2 separate regions of the Mus musculus genome follow, and region 1 is linked to region 2. Evidence: chromatin loops called from intact Hi-C (ENCODE). Cell type or tissue: left cerebral cortex. All regions are shown on one strand. Links, peaks and the distances in the headings refer to the core of each region. The heading gives the core; the rest is flanking DNA.

The links. Hi-C counts contacts between places; a loop is a spot of excess contacts. Peaks named below come from ENCODE experiments on the same cell type or tissue, not always from the same donor. Only the 100,000 strongest peaks of a DNase experiment are listed, where the experiment ranks them.
Region 1: a loop joins it to region 2, with 4 times the contacts of the local background. A loop is called at or near these places in 14 of 42 quality-filtered maps.

The regions. Positions count from the first base shown.
Region 1 is chr3:114,029,180-114,037,190 of GRCm38, forward strand. It overlaps Col11a1 (collagen, type XI, alpha 1), which reads left to right and starts at 1,361. Exons shown (of 67, transcript NM_007729.3): 1 at 1,361-1,824. The coding sequence starts at 1,722. In left cerebral cortex, for the core only: a CTCF peak has its summit at 3,366 (motif pointing left); DNase peaks (open chromatin) are centred at 1,669, 2,042, 2,302, 2,914 and 1 more place; H3K4me3 peaks cover 2,105 bases; H3K27ac peaks cover 233 bases.
Region 2 is chr3:113,647,717-113,655,727 of GRCm38, forward strand. No RefSeq gene overlaps it. Among named protein-coding and RNA genes, the nearest start is that of Rnpc3, 22 kb to the left of the region's middle. In left cerebral cortex, for the core only: a CTCF peak has its summit at 3,858 (motif pointing right); a DNase peak (open chromatin) is centred at 3,849.

The DNA of each region.
Region 1 (8,011 bases), core at 1,307-6,306, 380 kb after region 2:
CATGTCTTAACGGATCATTTAGAAAAGACCCCATGGTTTAAAGCTTAGCATCAAATAAAGACTTGAACGTGCACGCTTGATAAGCCTAATTGAAGGCCCTTAAGCACTGATATGACTGAAATGCTAACAGTAAGTCCTGCCTTCTAGTCTCTGTGTTGGTAGAGAAAATGAACGTGTTCCTTCAAAGCTTCTCTATGGAGTGGGTAATGTATGCTGGTACCCTGTTGGACACTTCCTACTTCTGTCCATTGCTGGACATTGGACATGGCACTCACTGTGGGAGAGACACGTTTCAGAAATGATTTAAAACACAAAAGACCAATCAGGAGGATGGAGGAATTCAAATATGCAGAAAACTGACCAGGGAATCAAATGTATAGATTTAAGAGATACACTGAGGAGGAGATGGGTTTCTTAGAACCACTTCCCTCTTGTTAGACTTTGCTAGTGGAGTGACCACGTTTTCAGCCCCAAGGCTCAGGGCCAGGCCAGGCCAGTAAAGAAACTGACTGGATTGGTTGGAGAATTCTGCAGGCAGCTTTCCTGTCCTTCTCTATTCCCTGCTTCTCCCTTTCATCCAGTATCAGGATTTGCTGGAAAAGCAAGTGACTGATTCCCTTAGTTTCTACTGCTATGGGTTCTTGGTCTTTCCTCTTTTCTTGCAGACAAGCCCCTCAGTGAGCTCTGGGCAGTCTTTGAACATTTGAGAAGCTTAACTTTCATCTCACCAACTAGATTTTGCCTACAAGATGAGGATTTTGATCTTTAGAGTTCCTTCATGCCACCTTCGTTAGTCTCTAGTTTAAAAATATTAGTAAAACACTTTTGGATGCAGGCAGCACAGAGCCCACTGGTTCCTGATTCCATGGCTGCCTTAGGAAGCAAGGTTTTTGGAGATGGATAAAATTACCGCTGCCAGTCCAGGACTCCAGCCGTGGGGCCAGTGAACATGCTGGTCTTCTCCCCTCTTTCCCCTCCCACCTCCGAAGAAAGGGGGGGGGGGCTCCCGGACTGGTGCGAGCAGAGTGCTTGGTTTTTATTGAATACAGAAGCTACTCGAACGTCCCGTGTGCTGCGGGGCTGTCCTGCAATTCCTTTCATTCCCAAAGTGCAGGAGTCCAGCTTTGGTCCCGCCTAACTCCCTCCCATTTCTTTTCAGGGGATTTGAGGAGGGGGGGAAGGAGAGGGAAGATGAAGGGTGGCTGGTGGGCTGGGCCTGCACAGAAGTCTGGATCCTCCAGGGAGAGACTGGGCGGGTTCAAGGCTGCGGGGAGGCCTGTGATTGGGTATGACCTTCAGTCGGCTTGTCAGTTTCTCGGGCACACAGGAGGCGGGAGGAGTGGGCGGAGGAGGGGGCTGCGCGAGCCTCTTGTCCAGCCCACCCACAGCATGAAGCCTTTAGGGGTGCTCAGTGCTTTCGGCTTTTTTTCTTGAAACCCTTCATCTGCCCTCAGTCTGAAGGCAGGGTCAGGCGTAGGACGGGTCCCGGGGTCGCAGTCTCCTGCGGGCCACCCCAAAGGGAGAGGAGGGGGCGAGAGACAGGAAGGAAGCAAACCATCAAATTGGAAAAAAAAAAATTAGAGCCCTTTGACTTTTTTTTTTTTTACTCCCTTTCCCTTCCGGATGGCTGTGTAGCGAACGTAGGCGACACCTTGGAAGGGACAAAGTTGGTCTGCAGTGGCAATTTCGTGGGTTCACAGTCGTGAGCGTGGGGCTTGGAGATGGAGCCCTGGTCCAGGTGGAAAACGAAACGGTGGATCTGGGATCTCACCATCTCAACCCTCGCCTTGACTTTTCTCTTCCAAGCTAGAGAGGTCAGAGGAGGTAAGGAGGAAAAAAAAAAGTTTGGGGAGGTGGGACATTGCCACCCGGCTTTCTTCTTTTTTGTGTGTGCTCTTCTCCCTTGTCGTCTCCCCACTTCTTTTAAATAAAATCCAGATTGTAGTTGCTACCGGGTTAAGTGTGGAAACTGGAGAGACAGGGAGATGGATGTAGGCGGGACAGTAATGGGCTAGGAGGTAGGTGGCAGGATTAAAAGATCTGTCAGGCACCGGGCAGGCTGAGAAAGCCCATCATCCCTTCTCATTTTCTTTGCAAAAAGAAAAAAAAAATTACCTTGAACAGGAAGGCAGTGGTACAAAGCTTTTGTTTCAAGAACAGTCTTTACTCAGAGTCCTCGGTCCTTTGAACCAATCTTTGGGTTTCTTCGGGTTCTAAAGGAGATATCTTTTGAAGGGTGACCTGAGGAGAAAATACTGAGAAAGAGTATAAAGTGAACTGTGATAAACTTCTTTGTCTGCAAGGAAGTGAAAAACGGGCTGTTTTTACTTTGGAGGATATAAGAGAAACCAGCGGGGATGAAGCTAGAAGATTGAGAGCACTTTGTGTGTGGCATTTTGAAATGTTCTCAGAGGAACACATTTCCCAGACGATAAAGTGGAGTTCAGGAGTGCTCGGGGCAGAAGGGGGGGGGGCAGTTTCTCCTGATGATTACCCCCCTCCTCTCCGTGACACCCTCATCCTCGCTCATCCCTTGTCCCCTCCAAACAGCTTATTCTTGCAGGTTGGACCTACAACTCTCTTGGAGGGCGAGGAAAGTCTCCAAGCAAATGGGGTGGTGGGCAGACGACTAGGGATAGGGAGGAAGAGGAGGGGGCCTGGGATAGGAGGGGGAAGGTAAGGAAAAGTTCCTACGTGGCACTACCAAATATTGAATGGCCAGACCTGTGTAGCTGACTGTAGCCCTGTCAGTACCGGAGGAGGGAGAGCGACTTCACTCCTCCCTCCGCTTGCCTCCTCCCTCCCCCGCCCCCGCCCTTTCCCGAAAAGGCATCTGGCTGCAGCGGTCCCTTAGGTGCTGTAGACTCGGCTGGCAGGAGAAAGCCCTTTGAGTTGGTGAGCCTGAGCAATTCACAGTAGAAAACAAGCTTTGTCAGGACTGCAGAGAGAAGCGGGGAATAGAGAGGAGAGGAGAGAATGGGGTTGGAAATGCCAACCCAACTCTGAAAGCACAGGTTTCGTAGAAACCTGAGCCTGGCCTTTGGTCTTGTTGCACATATCTGAGCGTTCCCTAAATTGAGTTAGCACTTCAGGGGGGCAGCCCTAGGGTCTGATTCTTAGGGGCTTCACACTCGCCAGGAACAGGCGGCTTCTCATTCATTCTGTGATGAGCTCTGGTGACCCTAGGCCACAGTGGGGCTCAATTCGATTTTTTTTTTTTTTTGCAATGATTGAGGCTACTTACGTTGATTCGTTTCAATGATAAATATAAGCATCTTTGAAAGTAGACTACCTCAAAAATTGGCAGTTTACTTTTTGGTATTCTGTCCTCTTTTGGGTTGGGCAGTTTGGGCAGCAGTTCTGCCCTCTGCTGGTTTTCTTCAGCAAGGGAAAGTCTATTACTTAGTGATACTGAAAAAAATGTTACTTGCCTAAGGAAGAATAGATTGCTGTCTCCCCAGCTTGTCCACATACACATGTAGACGTGAATATCCTAGTGACAGTCATTTAGAAGCACAGAATCTGAGACATTCTGCAGTGATCACCCTACACAGGTGACCTGAATGCCTTTTCTGCCTTGAGATATTTTTTTTGCTTTTCCACACTGGGATTTCAAGTCAATCAGATTTCCATGGTTTTAGGCTCTAATTTTCTATGTGAAATCTTAACAACACATCCGAAACACTTTCAGCAAATATCTCAGTACTACATCACATCCATTGCACAAAATTATGTTTCCTATTGTATAAAACTAAAGAGCATGTGAAAAGGTGAAGCACCAGATCATGCTATTTCTAATGAAATATTTTGAAAATAGTGTAAGTCATTAAATAACTTCATGGCAAGATTTGGGTGCTTATTTTAATGAAGTTGGCAGGTACTCACTACATAGTGGAAAACTACTGTTTTATTAATTCAATCTTGTAGACCTTCATTCTTTAAACCTATTAAAATTCATAAAAGAAATAATAGTAAATAAATACTTAAAAAAGAAACACCCTCTCAACTCCCCAGTCACCACAGAAGGAGAAACTAACTTTGTCTCTAGCATTTAGGAATGTAGCTAAAGGGCTGAGTAAAATTAACATGGCTTTCTAAAGCAGGTATCTTATTCTAGTATTATACTGACTTAATAGATTTCCCAAAGATGTGTACGTATGCTTCAGTGACTTAAACAAAAGAACATTTAAAATGGGCTGGTTTTCATATAAAATTAAAACACTATTATAAACTTTGTAGAATGTTTCATAATGTTTTCATAATAAAATTAGACTCTAAAAACAATATATACAAGAAGTTTTTGTGGAGTTTTTTTTGAAGAGAATGGATTAATGAAGTTGACTGTTGACTTCACATATTATTTGACTTTGAGAATCTAAAGTAACTTGAAAGTCTCCAACACACAGTCTCTACTATGATTTCACATACAATCACACACACACACACACACACACACACACACACACACGGCGGGAGGGGGGCAGGGGAGGGAGGAATGGAGGGGGAGTGGGAGAGAGAGAGAGAGAGGCTGAGAAATGCTGTTATTTAATGAGTATTCATTGACATTAATTTCTGTTTTATGTTTGATATATTTGCCTATGCTTCACCTCAGGAATTCAGGGATTAAGTGTGTGCATAATTAGTTCAGAACTTACTATAAACAGGGCCTGGGATGTATGTGAAATTTACAGTGACTGAGTTATGCCTGTGTTCAAATACATATTTTATTGTGTGAGTTTGAAATCACACAGTACCTGGCTAAAGCTTAATACAGTGACCAATCATACCTAGTTGAACTAAAAAACCCAGTCCTAATGGCCTTCTACCTTTACCCGTTAAGCCAAGTGTGTCTTGTAAACAGTTGATAAGTTCTAAGAGGGATTTTAATGGCTTGCCAGCCCTGAGCAGCCAGTGCCTCAGAAGTGCTGTTTAGAGTGCCCGGGATCAGCAGGTGAAATGGTGCTGGCTTCCTGAGTGTGCTAATTCAACCTGTGAGAACTCAGGCTTGTCTCTGCAGTTCTTTAATTAGAATAATTAAAACAGCAGGCATGCTCTTGCTAATAAGTGTAGTACTTGGTAGGATAATTAATATTGTGTCTTTTAATAAAATGTAAGAGCTCATGGGTAGAACCTTTTTTTTTTTTGCATAGATTATATATCAAAGATCAGTTAGGATGCTGTGTATTCATTTAGTTAACAAGGATTCTTTCATCTACTGCCCATTTGGTTTAGTATCATAATGTGTAATTTACAACAGTTTGAAACAAGATTAAGTAGAAATGAGAAATATATGTAAAAAGGCAGCATGACTGTTTACTGTTTAATTTTTTTGATTCCTTATTATCCTGAACTTGTGACTAAAATAAAGGGGGCAACACTGTTTAAATTATTCTTAAAACACAACAAGGTAAACACCGCTGAGTTTTGTATTGGGCGGGTGGAATTTATTTTCTAATATCTTTTCCTGAGACAGATTTTACTCATGTTATTTTTTTTAAGACTCTAGTTTGTTTATCATGGTTTATTAAAAAAAGAAATTCAAGAGTATTTTTTCACAGGCTGACTTATTTAAAGGAGTAAAAAGTGCTTAGATAAAATCTCTCTCCTGAGAGTTCTAGGGCTCGAATTTGCAGTAAATGCTAATCAGTCGTCCTTTTGCATTTTACTCAAGAGGAAATGGAGGCACAAAACAGAGCTTTTCAAATAATCCTTCTCATAAGGAACATTAAATATTGTAAAAGATTTTCTGAGTGTGTAAGATGAAACTGTATAATATTGATACACATTTTCTTTCATATACATCTCAGACTTGGGGCCATGGCCAAGTTAATGTGATGTGCTGGGGTTTTGATTAGCAAGATATAAGATATATACTTGATATGATAGTATTAGAAAATCAGGTGGAATGCATGCAATTCACTTTCCTAAGTTTGGAGAAAGTCAATGTCTCATTATTTGATCATTCACATATTTCTAGTGCATCCAGGGAAGTGAATTGAACATCAGATTATCAGCAATGGAGTAAAAAGGGTAGCTATTTCTAAAAAATTTTTGTGTACATTTATTGCTGGTTGAAGACATAGTGTTTAGCAATAGTAATAAAAGTAATAGTAATAGAAAACACAATTTCAATTTCAAACACAATACATGTATATATTACTACACATACTTACACACATATACTCATATATATGTGTGTGTAATATATATGTAATATATATGAGAATATGTCATTTCTGCTTTTTTCCTACCAATTCTAATCATATGAAAAATATCATATTCATTATAAGACTTTTATTTATGTGTCAGAATAATGATGTTGCACTTTCATACATGTTAAACATTTTCTAAATATATAGTTGACTTTGGAAAAAAATGAGAGAATATGGTAGCTAAGATTCAAATAAAAGTCTTTATTCTGCGTTGCTAAAATATTTGAAATTACAGAAACAGCCGTTACATTGGAAATAACTGTGTAGCTAATTAAGGAAGGACTCTGTCTGAATGGCTGGCCATGATGTCTGCTCTACTGTGCACTTCTGGTATCATACGAGTAATTGTTAGCAAGTAAGAAAAGAATATATTTTTTTACTGCAACATTAATTTCAAGAAATAGTATCTTTATGTCTTCTGAATGGAGGGTCGTCCCTTTTTTTCAGAAATCAATGTTCCTAGGAACCTAAGGCAGTTACGATGCGATGGTCATCAGGAGTTCTTGTAATATTATTTAACAGTACTTAGGTATATGAGGGTTGTCCTAATGCGTCTTATTCTTAACTCTAAATAATTTTGAATGATTTATTTTTAGGTAATTCAAAGGCAGAATTTTACTGTCTCAAAAGCACACTTTCTCCTATCAGTCATTTGTGGAGAAGTAATTAAGAGTGGTTGATGTAACCACTAAGAATTCACGCTCTGCATTTCTGCCTTTACTTTCCTCATTTAACACTGAGGAAATGTGACCTAGGCTAAAGTGGAAAGAGGCAACTTCCTCCCTCCCTCTCTGTTTTCCTCCCTCCTTCCTTCCTTCTCCTGCCTTGCTTGCTTGCTTGCTTTGTTTTACTATTATTTTCAAATTATAGTAGTTTTATTTTCTAGTAAAGAGAGAGACACATACACAGATGTTTTAACTGTCACAACCTTCCTTAAGTTCTCTTACTTCAGTCTATTTAAGTGATATTCTGGGCCATTTCCTGTATCCTCCCTAAACTGGAACTTTTAATTTTACTTGCAATTTAATAAAAAAATGTATGGCTTTTCTTTTAATTTAAAATTATGTCTATATTATTAGAATGCATCTAGTACATTCACTTCTCCTTTCACAAAAGTAATATAGTTTGATTTGTTGGGGTAAGAGGTTTCTTTTTAAAACATATTCTCTAATTTTCAGTTGTGTCAGGATAACATGAATAGTGCTTAGCTTGCTGAGAAGATGAAACGACAATTCTAAAGTGATTTAGAGAGTAATATCTATCGATCAGTTGCAGTCTCTGGCTTACTACTGACTTGGCTAATGGTTCTTTGGACATTGGCTGATCACCAGGCCTACTGTTATCTGGTAAAACAAACTCATTGCTTGCTGCTGTGGAATTAGAGACAGTGCTATTAGTTTAGCAGAAAGAACTCAGAGAAAAGAAAGGTTATCCGATTTCAGAGTAAGAGAGCAGCTTAAATACAGCTTGACAAATGAGAACTAAACAAACCTGTGTAAAAGTGCCCTAGCGCGATCTACTTATGCAATCCCCTCAAACCCCACTCTTTTCTTTTCTCCCCCCAACCCCCTTAAAAAGCATTTCTTTCTTATTTTAACCAAATTTAATTGCTCTTGAATGGCCCGGGACTGTTCAGCACATGAAGGTCCCTATTCACAGAATCTGAGCTCATAGAATATCAGTAGAGGCTTCCTTCCTCTGTCTCACTGGTAAACTGACATCCGGGCTTCGGAGAGCGAACCCTAGACGCCATGGCATGTGCTGGTTGGCTTTGCTTCTCACTGTGATTTCACATACAA
Region 2 (8,011 bases), core at 1,977-6,976:
GAGTTCCTTAGTAAATACCTAATTATGCAATTCCTCCAGGCCTAGTGAAAAACATGCACCAGGGGAATTCCATTCTACTAACCCTTTCATGAATAATACAATACTGTAGTTCCTCCTTAAACCCCAACCCACCTTCTTTCTACTATTATGTAATGTAGGCTGCCGTTCATATCTGTAATGAGAATTCTAAGTTTACTATTTTGAACTAGCCCTGAGAATACTTGCTCCTATTCGGCAAACTGAGATGCCTGATTACTGTCAACACTGGGGCATTTCCTCTGGATGAATAACATTCTTACAAAATTCCAAGCCCAGGGTCAGCTCAAGGACTGCTTAGGACATTGGTGAAAGCCAGACCGTAGACTTCAACCTGATTTAGGTATTAGTAAAATCATTTCTTGGAATCACCTATAATAAAACAATGCTGAAAGAAAGCGTACAGATTCGTATACCTACTAATGCAGGGACAGGTTTGGAGCGTTCCTGCCAAGGTTCCAGGAGAGTTTGTTTCCATGAAACTCTTTGCCTCTGGACTGCATCCAAGCCTTTAGGTCTGTCACACAGTTTTCACTGGAGTGGGTGTGGGACCCATGTAATAAAATTGGAGAGATCCTACACTAACAAGTTAACAGCACACTTGAAAGCCCTAGAACAACAACAACAACAAGAAAGCAAACACACCCAAGAGGAGTAGAAATAACCAAACTCAGAGCTGAAAGCAACCTAATAGATACAAAGAGTCAACAAAACCAGGAGCTGTTTTTTTTTTTTTTAATAGAAAATCAACAAGATAGAAATACCCTTAGCCAGACTAATCAGAGGGCATGGAGACAGTATCCAAATTAACAAAATTAGAAATGAAATGGGAGGCATAACAACAGAAACTGAGGAAATTCAAAAAATCTTCAGATCCTACAACAAAAGCTATAATCAACAAAACAAAACTGAAAACCTGGATGAAACAAACAATTTTCTAGACAGATACCATGTACAAAAGTTAAACCAAGAGCAGATAAACATCTAAATAGGCCCATATCCCCTAAGGAAATACAAGTAGTCATAAAAAACCTCCCAATCAAAAAAAAACAAAACAAAACAAAAAAAAAAAACAAAAAAAAAAAACAAAACAAAACAAAACCAAGGCCAGATGGATTTAGTGCAGAATTCTACCAGATCTTCAAAGAAGAGCTAATACTAACACTCATCAAACTATTCCATAAAATAGAAACACAAGGAACACTACCTACCTCACTCTATGATGCTACAATTACTCTGATACCTAAACCATACAGAGACCCAGCAAAGAAAGAGTACTTCAAGCCATTTCTCTTCTGAAAATCAATGCAAAAATACTCAATAAAGTTTTAGCAAACCGAATCCAAGAACACATCAAAACAATTATTCACCATGATCAAGTAAGCTTCACCCCAAGGATGCAAACTTGGTTCAATATAGGAAAATCCATTAACATAGTCCACTATATAAACAAACTCAAAGAAAAAAATCACATGATCATCTCTTTAGATGCTGGAAAAGCATTTCACAAAAATACAATACCCCTTCATGTTAAAAGTATTGGAGAGATCAGAAATTCAAGGCCCATACTTAAACATCATAAAAGCAATATATAGCAAACCAACAGCCAATATCAAATTAAATGGAGAGATACTTGAAGCACTCCCACTAAAATCCAGGACAAGACAAGAATTGTTACTCTCTTCTTATCTATTCAAGGTAGCACAGGAAGTTCTAGCCAGAGCAGTAAGACAACAAAAAGAGATCAAGGGGATACAAATTGGCAAAGAAGAAGTCAAAGTTTATTGCTCTTAAGTGGCCTTTATCCGTCTGTTTGTCCCTAATGTTGGCAAGCCTGGTAGTCCTTGATGGGAGCAGCCCTCTGGGGCTTCAAGGTAGCATTTGTGCTCCCTAAAATCAGCAGGCCTTTGGGATTGCAGATAGAGCTTATTGTCCCTGATGGCAGTGGGCTTTCAGGGATGCAGGCAGAGCTGCCAGACCCTGATGGTCCCAGGCTGCTGGTTGTCCTGGGGAGTTGCAGGGGGTGGGGTAGGCCTCCAGGAATGTGGGTAGAATTGGTGGTCCCTGATGGTTACAGGCCTCTGTTCTGGGCAGCAGCAGGTCTCCAGGGATGCATGTGGACTTGTGGAATGGGAAATGAAGTGCAGAGGGGGCAGGTTGGAGCTTGCTGGGAGGTTTGCCAAGATGGGCAGGCAGGCAGGGAATTGGGGTAAGGCTCTCAGCAGGTCTCTGGGTAGTTAAAGGCATGGACTGGAAGATGGAGCACAGAGGGCATGGGGCAGATCTCAAGGCTTCTGGGGACTGACTGAATAATATTTCACATACAGCATTCTTTTTTTTCTCCTCAAAATTTGTTTCCTTCCTGAGATTTTCCTCCATCTTCCAGGTTTTTCTTCCATGTTAATATTCTCATCCGTTTTGCTGATTTTTTATGTATCTGGATAACTTTCCTCTTGAGGGCCTAGTTTGAATTCTGCTTGTTTTGTTTTCCTTCAATCGTTAATCATTTTACTATTAGTTTTTTTTTTAAATCTTTTTTTATTGGATATTTTTTTTATTTACATTTCAAATGTTTTTCCCTTTCCCAAACCACCCCTGGAAATCCCCTATCCTGTCCATCCTCCCCTGCTTCTGTGAGGGTGTTCCACATTCACCCACTTCTGCCTCTGCACCCTCGAATTCCCCTACACTGGGGTATCCCAATGCCTCAGGGGACAAAAGGTCTTTTCTCCCATTGATGCCCAACAAGGCCATCCTCTGCTACCTATGCAGCTGGGGCCATGGGTCCTTCATGTGTACTCCTTGGTTGGTGGTTTAGTCCCTGGAATCTCTGGGGTGTCTGGTTGGTTGATATTATTGTTCTTTCTATGGAGTTGCAAACCCCTTCAGCTCCTTCGGTCCTTTCTCTAACTCCTCCACTGGGACCCCATGAGCAGCTCAATGGTTGGCTACAAGCATCTACCTCTGTATTTGTCAGGCTCTGGCAAAGACTCTCAGGAGACAGCTATATCAGGCTCCTGTCAGCATGCACTTCTTGGCATCAACAATAGTGTCTGGGTTTGGTGACTGTATATGGGATGGATCCCCAGGCGGGGCAGTCTCTGGATGGCTGTTGCTTCAGTCCCTACTCCAAATTTTGTCTCCATATTTGCTCCAATGAGTATTTTGTACCCCTTTCTAATAAGGACTGTATGTAGCACACACACTTTGGTCTTCCTTCTTTGAGCTTCACTTTGAGTTTCATGTGTTTTGCAAATTGTATCTTGGATATTCTAAGTTTCTGGGATAATATCCACTTATCAGTGAGTGCATACCATGTGTCTTCTTTTGTGACTGGGTTACCTCACTCAGGATGATATTATCTAGTTCCATCCGCTGGCCTAAGATTTTCATGAAGTCATTGTTTTTAATAGCTGAGTTAATAGCTCTATTGTGTAAATGTACCATATTTTCTGTATCCATTCCTCTGTTGAGGGACATCTGGGATCTTTCCAACTTCTGGCTTTATAAATAAGGCTGCTATGAACATTGTGGAGCATGTGTCCTTGTTATATGTTGGAGCATTTTTGGGTATATGCCCAGGAATGGTATAGATGGGTCCTCAGGTAATACTATGTCCAGTTCTCTGAGGAACTGCCAAACTGATTTCCACAGTGGTTGTACCAGCTTAAAATCCCACTAGCAATGGAGGAGTGTTCCTCTTTCTCCACATCTTCACCAGCATCTGCTGTCATCTGAGTTTTTTGATTTAAGCCATTCTGACTGGTGTGAGATGGTGGTTAAATCCATAGTCTGTGTGTGCACTTCTTTGGCACTAGATGGCAATCTTGTCTAGGCAACAAAATCGCCGGCTTTAAACTTTCATAAATTAAGCATGGCTTCCATTAGGGATAAATGTTGAATATGTGGTTTTTGACTGTTAAAATTACAGAAAGGGGACACTTTAATTGTGCAACGGCAATTGCTTATGATCTATTCTTTATCATTCCACTTTGTCCTGCATCTTACAGACAAGCTCTTCTTTTTGCATAGTTGTATTTTTATCATCTTCTTTAACCTCTTGTTGCTATATTAACACATATCTTTTACAAAACAAAAATATTTTGAAAGAACATTTAACATTTCTGGATCCTGTCAAACTAAGAATCTTTATTAATTGTCCAAAATACATTTTGTTTTGACTGACACATGAACTACATTACATTATAGTATGTGTCTAATCTCATATATAATATAATATTTAAAATCAGTTTATATATCAAGTATAGAGAACCGAAAATGGTTTGGCAAACTAAGTTTATCAAATGCATTAGAACTGTGGACATATAAAAATAAACAATAATATTGTAAGACAGAAGTAATAGATTTAATCACAGTAATATTTAGAATTATTATATTCACATTACTTTTTGAATTATCTTTTGAATCATATGGACTTAAAAAACTAACTTTAAACATACTTTTAGTTACTGGATATGACATATTATGAGCTAAAATAAATTGTTTTCCTTCTGTCTTAGTTCATTCTGGGTGTTATAGAAAAACACCATGTGCGAAATATCTTATAAATGAAAGGCATTTAATTTTCACTGTTCTTGAGTCTGAGAAATCTAATATCAAGGCACCAGTTATCCCAAGTGTCTTGTAAAGCACTCTTTACTGTTGTATACATGGTGTTTTCTCACCATGAGGCAGAAAGACAGAGAAGATTTCTGGGACCTGGGCGACTGAATAGGCTGTTTCAATGACATCACCTTGGAACTTAAAGTTGTATCATGTTAATTAGTGGGTTGCAGAAACATTGAAATTACAGTGCCTCTTCTTAGACAGAAGTATAATTATTGCATAATTCTATACAGAATCTTTAAATGCAGAGGATGTAAAATTTTCAATTATTTCTATTGATTTTTTTCTTCATGTTTTCCTAGAAATAGCTAGAATATTGTCATTACCAATGTTGATGAAGAATTCAAACATATGGACAAACTGTCTCAAGTTAAAAGATTAGATTGGAAGAAAACACTCATTGGCAGGGATTTTTTTGGGAAAGCTTATAGTATGAATTTGAAATGTCCCACTTACTTGTACTTCTTCTCTATTACTCTGCCATAGCCTATTTCCATATTGCCTTTCATATTGCCAGGGTTCACAAAGTTGTCTTATATCCAACTTGAGGCTTTGGGAGATGAGCAGTCATAGTGAGAGGGAGTCATCCAAATTCACTTTCCAGCTACAGTTCTAGCCCACAAATACCCAATACTAAGTCATCCTAAGTACTGAAGGCTTAAAAATAATTACTAGTTGAAAATATATTTTATTATTCTCCTGAAAGCAATTTGTACCCACTGTTGAAACTCTACTCCCCAACAAATGGAAGAAATACATATTAAACTTTACCAATATTGATAGTGCTCTTAACAATGTAATATTATCCCTTCTACCCTGTTACCCATATTATTTGGATATATTAGTAAAACTTGAATATTACCATTCATCCTGTTTTTGAACTTTTAGCACTATTCATGGGACATCCTTTTATATGATTTTGCTCCTCACCTTGTGAGTTCTGATACACTATTTGTTACTCACTAGAATGAGCATTGGTAACATTTTTAGAAAACTAGAAGAAAATTCTTGTCTTAGAATTCTTCCCTCTAGACATGTTATAGCCACTGTTCTCATTAACTCCCAGTAACTGATTAGTTAAAGAAGACAATAGATAAGATGGGGCCCATTGAGGGACCTTAAATGAAATGCCCGACTGTAGGGAGATGAAACTATTAGAGCCCACCTCCAGCAGGAAAACAGGACATCAAGTGAGGGATGGGGTTGCCATCCCAGAGTCACAACTCTGACCCATAATTCTTCCTGTCTGAAAGAACTACAGGGATGGAAATAGAGAGGACCCTGAGGAAAAGAAGGTCCAGCAACAGGCCCAAAGTGGGATCCAGCTCAAGGGGAAGTCCCAAGGCCTGACACTATTACTGAGGCTGTGGAGTGCTCACAAAAAGGGACCCATCATGACAGCCCTCCAAACGACCCAACAAGCAGCTGAAAGAGTTAGATGCAGATATTTACACCCAACGAATGGACAGAAGCAGCTGACCCCTGATGTTGAATTAGGGAAGACTGAAAGAAGCTGAGGAGAAGGGAGGCCCTATAGAAGAACCAGCAGTCTCAATTAATCTCGATCCCCGAGATCTTTCAAACACTGGACCACCAAACAGACATCATACCCCAGCTGATATGAGACCCCCTCTCCCTCCAACACACATACAGTAGAGGAATTCTGGGTCTGTGTTCACTCAGAGATGATGCACCTAACCCTCAAGAGACTGGAGGCCCCAGGAACTTTAGAGGTCAGGTGGGATGGGGGTGGGTGGGAGCATCCACATGGAGACGGGGTTGGATGGGGTGGAGGTGTGGGACCTGGAGCAGTTCGAGGGTGTATTTGGGGGGGGGGGGAATGGAATATGGAGGGTAAAAAATCAATTAAACGTAAAATTAAATTAAAATAAAGAAAAAAGATCGGGCCCATCAACATTCTGTCAAGGATTGGGAGACAGCTCTGAATCCTGCCCCTCCCCAACTTATAGGAAACTAGGAGTTTTTAACTTCCTCTAGGAGAGAGGCGCTCACAGTTCTCTGCTCCTCCATGAGCATGTACAGGCAACCAACAGTTGCTGGGAGGCAGAGAGTCATTTCCTCTTAAATAGTGTAGTCACTGAAGGTGTCCATCATCCTGTAAATAATGCAATTCATTTGTTCACTGTGGTGGTTTGTAAATTCTCCGCCCAGGGAGTGGAACTGTTAGAGAGTGTGGCATTGTTTGAGTAGGTGTGGCCTTATTGAAATAGGTGTGTCACTGTGGGTATGGGCTAACTGACCCTCGTCCTAGCTGCCTAGAAGCCAGTATTCTGCTAGCAGTCTTCAGATGAAGACATAAAACTCTCAGCTCCATCTGCACCATGCCTGCCTGGATGCTGTCATTTTCCTGCCTTGAGGATAATGGGCTGAACCTCTGAAACTGTAAGCCAGGCCTAGTTAAATGTTGCCCTTTATAAGACATGCCTTGGTCACCGTGTCTGTTCACAGCAGTAAAACCCTAACTAAGATATTCACCAATACCTAAATGGAATGCTTTATTCCTTTTTCTCTTCCTTTCTTTCTTCCTTTTTTTCTGTCTCTTTCTTTCTTTTCTTCCTTTCTTTCATTCTTTTTGCTTTTTCCTTTTATTTCTCTTCCATTAATTTATTAATTTATTTACTTTATGTCCCAGTTGCAGCACCCCAGTCTTCCTCTCCTCCCACTCCCACCCTTACAAATCCCTCCCGCCATTATTCCCTTCCCTTTTTGGAGAAGAGACGCCTCTCTTAGGCACCACCCTGCTCTGGGACATCAAGTCACAGCAGGAATAAGCGCATCCTCACCCACCAGGCCGTCCAGTTAATGGAAGGGGATCCAATGGCAGGCAGGAGGCAGAGAGAGTCTCCTCTCCATTTGTTACAGGACCAACAAGAAGACTAAGCTGCATATCTGCTACAAATGTGTATGGGGCCTAGGTCCAGGCCTTGCATGTTTTTGGTTGGTGGTCCAGTCTAGGTGAGCACCCATGGGCCCAGATTATTTGACTCTGTCGGTCTTCCTGTGGTGTCCTGGGTGTCTCCAGGTAGCTCAGTCCTATCCTCAACTCTTGCACAAGACTCCTGAGCTTGAGACAAAAGGATGGACCATGTAGAGACTGCCATATCCAGGGATCCATCCCATAATCAGCCTCCAAACGCTGACACCATTGCATACACTAGCAAGATTTTGCTGAAACGACCCTGATATAGCTGTCTCTTGTGAGATTATGCCGGGGCCTAGCAAACACAGAAGTGGATGCTCACAGTCAGCTATTGGATGGAGGAGCTAAAGAAAGTACCCAAGGAGCTGAAGGGGTCTGCAACCCTATAGGTTGAACAACAATATGAAC